Linked DNA regions of Homo sapiens: region 2 is linked to region 1. The links are chromatin contacts, found by Hi-C or POLR2A ChIA-PET in ENCODE. All regions are on one chromosome and are shown on one strand. The core of a region is the stretch at or near the end of the contact, and the rest is flanking DNA. Distances in the headings are between cores, read along the strand shown.

Region 1 (2,539 bases), core at 20-2,519:
TTACAAAAGTTCACTTTTTATTCAAAACCTCAGCATGTGTCTTGGACACATTCCTTGGCTGCCAATAAATTCCACAGTTCATTCTCTTTCTTAAAATATTTTTTAAAAGCTAGGTTTGTCATGGTTTCTTTTGGGGAGGGGCAGGGTAGGGGAAGTTAAGTGTTATATGTGGTTCCTCCAGTTCTCTAATTAGAGTGCTCGACTTCACCTAAAAATTTTGGTCACCACTTGTAAGTGCGTTTCCATCATCTTTGAGTTGCCTTTTAAAGTTTTATGTCTTCCTATGGTATTTTCATGGACTCAGTTTTAATTCTTGCAGAACATATATTTTAATGATACACAGTTTTTAAGAAGCCAAGATTATATCAAAACTTATTATAGAACCACAGAATAAACTGGTTTGGAACCAGAAAAGTACAAAAAAGAACAGCTAGAGGTACATAGACACAGGACAATTAATAATTTGGAAAAAAAAAAGACTTACTTTCTCCATTCTGCTAATTGTCTCCCAATCTCCTTAAATGCACTTTTAGCAATATTTTTCAAAAATTTACCAAAAAAAGAAAAAGACTAATTTCCTTTTTATACAAAAATGATAAGTAGCAAGTTGTTCTGACCGACACAGGAGTTTTTTTTTTTTTTTAATGCATTCTGTAAAAGTTCATTTGACAGTCTTTTTTTTTTTTTTTGAAATTCACAGTCCATTAAATTCTTCCCCTCTCTTCTTTTAGCAAACTTGTAACATCCTTTTATATCCTTTCTTAACAGAAGGAAATTAAGCAAACAAACCAGTCTTTTGCCTTTTCTTTCTCTGTTTCACTCCCCCTTCTTATTTTATTTATTTATTGAATTGCCATATACGGCCAGTTAAAACTGCTGCCGGACAGTAACATATCCCGGATGAGGGTTTCGATGGGGGTTTTACCTACCAAACGGACGAAAAACAATTGCTCTATGACTGAGGAGGAGACGGTGCGGAGGGAAGGGAGGCGAAGCAAAAGCTTTCCGAATCTCGTCGGCTGGTTGGGGTACTGGCTCCTAACGTATTCTTCCAAAGCACACTGAGACTTTTCCTGCAAGCTTTCCACATGGGCTACATCAGAGAGACCACAGGCATCTGGAAGAAAGTTTAAAAACAGAAGAAGAAGAAGAAGAAAAAGAAGAAGAAGAAGAAGAAGAAGAATTCAGTCATCAGATTAAGAGGTTTGAATTGGGTCACATGAGGTGTGTGCACAGAGCTCTGTCAAACTGCCCCAACCGGAGTTGGAGCAAATGTCTATGTACTGAAAACTTAAGGGGGGGAGGCGGGGTGGGGGAAGAAAGAGCAAGAGATGGTCCTGAGGAAGTGTTTGCTTTAAAATAAAACATAGCTCAGTGTGCTACAGGCTTTCACTGCCCGAGTCCTTAGCCTGGGTCATTGAGAGGCCCAAGCAAAAGTGCATTGGGTCTGTCTGGCCCAAGTCAGTAAACAGAAGAAACCAAAACTACCAGCACTCTCTCCCCTCCTCCTCTGTAAATAATAGTTTGGCTTATAATTATATAGGGGTTGGGGGTTGGGGGTGGACAACCTGGCCCAGTCCCGAGTAATGGCGTCCACGATCCAGCCTCAGATTCCCCCCAAAGAGGGCGACTCATTTTTCTCCAGTCTTTGAAACTGATTTAAGTGGCCCTTTAAAACTGATCTTGTCAGTTTAGCCTATTGAAGGGCAGCCATGCAAACCGTGATCTCTCTGTTCATTTGAGCTGTTTCTTTTCCCCCTTTTTCTTCTCTCTCCCTTTTTCTCCTACCCCCCTTTATTTTTTAAAACCCAGGTCCCTCCGAGAAGCATCCCCCCTCCCTGTTATCTTCAGGAAAACACTTTTCTTTTTTGATACGTGAAAATACAGTAAGTGCCTTTGAAATGAGAAGCTTCTTGGTAAAGGCGGTTCAGGTTGTGACCTGACCTTTCAGGGCTCCCCATACAAGACTGGGGTTAACATATGCATATTGTGAGTCATTAAAACAGATATTCGAAAATCTCCACCACCACCTCCACCCCAAGAACCAGAACACACATGCAACCTCCTCATATGTATATCTAGGACTCTGCATGTCTACAGAATGTAGAGGTGTCTGTGGACAGGAACTAAAAGATCTGTTTGCACAGGACTCCTTCCCTCGGCATCCTCGGAACTGTGTGTCTCCCTCTGAATCAGATAACAGGAACCTTTATCTCTTTGTGAGGCGATTTGCATTCTCCACACAGGCCTCCACATTTTGCAAATAGTCATAAATTAAACTGTTAACGACAGTATCAGGCATTTTTTTTTCCTTGAAAGACCAAGGGTAAGGCTAAGAGCTAGCAATGATACCAAGAAATTAACGACTACCTCCATCGTCCAAGAAGGTGGGCTGGGTGTTGGGTTGTGGGACAGGGGTGAAGGTGGCTATGAGGTAGGGAGATATCTTGTCTGTATATCTGCAGCAGGCAAACGTTCTAGGTATGAGGGGCACTCGAGAAAAATAATCCCTATCCAAACCTCTGCAAACAGCTTCCCT
Region 2 (2,539 bases), core at 25-2,524, 3.4 Mb before region 1:
AAAGGTTTGTGAGATCTTGTTTTAATGTTTGCTTTGTTGTTTAATCTGATTGCAAGTGAGGGTTAAAAACATTTTCAACCTGTTGACCATTTGCATTGTTTGCTGAATTATCTGCTCCTGTCTCTCTGAGGTCTCCCTCAGACCTGCTGAGGTCTTAGCATCTTTCCTATTCATATGAAGTCTCTCTCAGCGAAGGATTTTAATCCTTTGTTGTGTTCAGTTTATTTTCCCTAGGTTATCTGCTTTTTAATTTTGGTTTTCCTTTTTAAGTAGAAGCTCTGAACTTTGTGCCTTAGTGTGTGAGGTTTTTGTTTTTGTTTTTTTTTGAGATGGAGTCTCCCTCTGTTGCCCAGGCTGGAGTGCAGTGGCACGATCTCGGCTCACTGCAACCTCCGCCTCCGGGTTCAAGCAATCCTCTGTCTCAGCCTCCTGAGTAGCTGGGATTACAGGCGCCCGCCACCATGCCCGGCTAACTTTTTTATTTTTTTTTATTTTTATTTTTTTAGTAGAGACGGGGTTTCACCATCTTGGCCAGGCTGGTCTCGAACTCCTGACCTCGTGATCCACCAGCCTCGGCCTCCCAAAGTGCTGGGATTACGGGCGTGAGCCACCGCGCCCGGCCAGTGTGTGAGAATTCTTCCACCACTTTTCATCTTAAGAAATCCTCGGCCACCTGACATTTGATAAACACGACTTAAGTTTTCTTGGTCCCTGTTGTCCGCATCCATGTTTTACACTCGTGGATTTCTGTTTTCTTCTCGGGGTGGGGCAATGCCTCCCCTGGTGCGGCCCTCAAAGGCCCAGGAGCGCAGATCCCGCCGCAGAAAGACCCCTCGCCCATCTGCGCCCAGCCCTTCCCCGCAGGAGGGCTCAGGGGACCCCACGCTACTGGAATCCACCCCGAGTCACAGCTACAGATCATTACCCACAAGTGGGGTCAAAGGCCTCTTTACGGGCGAGAAAGCTGCGGCTCAGCAGAAAGCCAAGCACTTTGGGAGGGAGGAGCTGAGGTGCCTTATTACTCCGAACAGACGCGAAAACAAGCCAGGGCCCGCGCGGGTAGACCTGGTAGGCGGGTGGGCGGGGCGAGGGCCACTTCCGGGGTGTGGAACCCTGTCGAGCCCCGCCCCGAGCCCCGCCCCGAGCCCCGCCCCGGGCCCTGTGGTCCCGGGATGAGCTCTCCGCGCAGCCAGGCTCGCTCCAGTGCCCGCCCAGCGCTGACTTCATTGGCTGCCTCCCCAGTCCCGCCCCCAGGGGGGCCCTGCTGATGTTCGTAGCCAATCCGCAGGCGCGGTGGCAGCTGCGGGTCGCGGGTCGCGGGTCGCGAGTCGCCGGTCGCCGGTCGCGGCGGAGCCTGGGCGCTGAGGTACCGGGGCCTGGACGAGGGGGCCGCGGTCTGGCTAGGGAGCCGCGCGGGCTCATGGCGGTACGGCGACCTGGCCTCGCTCGAGGGTTCGCGGGCGGGCCGCCCCTCCCCGGGCTCCTAGGGGGACGCTCCAGCTGGAGGGGCGGTGACCGCGACTGTCGTGGGCTGGCCCCAGGTGGCTAGGGTTGGGGGTCAGAGGTCAGAGGTTCTGCCCTCTGGAATGTTAGGGCCCCGCCCGTGGAGCCGTGGAGCCCTGGGGCCGGGCCGCTCCCCATTTTCCTGTCAGCTCTTGTTGAGGTGCCCCATCTTTTCGCAGAAGGGACTTGGAGGGAAGCGGGCCTGGAGCTGCTGCCGCCGCCCCTGAGCTCGGACGCGAAGGCTGGCCCCGTCCCCGGGCTGCCGCCGTGGTCCTGCAGGTGACCCTCAACCCCCCGAGGACCGCCGGCCGCCTCCCGCCTCCGGGCAGGCTCAGGAGCGCGCGGAGCGGGGTGTGGGCCTGTGACCCTCGAAGGCGTGGGCGGGGAGTAGGGGGTCGAGCTGGGGCCGCAGGCTGTCCCCGTACGGGCTGCTCCCCTGTGGCTCCGAAGCCACCTTTTTCTGAAGTTGTCAGCCCGCGTGTTTGAGATTTCGTTTCTGGAATCTCACGCGAACAATCTGGAGAGAGGAACAGGGGTCTTGCGGCTTTGGCTGTTGACTCAAGGGGAAAATAAAAACCAGACAATGGGGATGTAATGAATGCAAAGTGACCCGTGAGCAAACTGGACGCTTTTCTCCGGCTGACAGGCATGAGTTCTCCCCGTAGCTTGCCCCACATACTGTGAGTTAAACTGTGTCAAAGTAAGAGCAGTTTAGCCCCACAGTTCTGAGCAAGAGTCCTTAGCGCTGACCTTCTTAGTGAAGATACTTTGCAATGTGTAAAATATTGAATACAAAATTATTGTGCAAAGCTTCTGAGTTGAAGATTCTGAGTGCGCGGAGGCTGGCGGCAGCCCTTACTTGCCATTGCAAGGATCTCAACTTACTACTCTGAGAGCAAAAGTAGTTGTTTCTTTACAGATGTGGGTTTAGGGGAGACAGCTATGGATGAGGAACAGGGGCGGGGTTCGTTTTCTGCACAAAACGTATGCGATTAGAAAAAACAAAGGGTTTTTATTCTGCCTATCTTCTTCCATC

Evidence for each region. Hi-C counts contacts between places; a loop is a spot of excess contacts on that map. ChIA-PET counts read pairs that join two places held with the same protein, here RNA polymerase II (POLR2A). Pooled maps may share reads with other maps.
Region 2: a pooled map shows a loop between it and region 1 (2.7-fold over the local background). The contact joins the promoter of LYSMD4 here to the enhancer-like site in region 1. A Hi-C loop is called at or near these places in 1 of 50 pooled maps. POLR2A ChIA-PET finds 5 or more read pairs at or near these places in 2 of 52 experiments (A549 and HepG2).

What each region holds. Positions count from the first base shown.
Region 1 is chr15:96,335,926-96,338,464 of GRCh38, reverse strand. NR2F2 (nuclear receptor subfamily 2 group F member 2) reads right to left here. Exons shown (of 3, transcript NM_021005.4): 3 at 1-1,117. The coding sequence ends at 843. Among named protein-coding and RNA genes, the nearest start is that of MIR1469, 3.9 kb to the right of the region's middle. Within about 2 kb of position 1,269, at least 8 of the 41 ENCODE cell types and tissues checked have a DNase peak (open chromatin) inside an H3K27ac peak, as active enhancers do.
Region 2 is chr15:99,732,172-99,734,710 of GRCh38, reverse strand. It overlaps LYSMD4 (LysM domain containing 4), which reads left to right and starts at 1,274. Exons shown (of 3, transcript NM_001284417.2): 1 at 1,274-1,366. RefSeq lists silencers at 945-1,674, 1,715-1,824.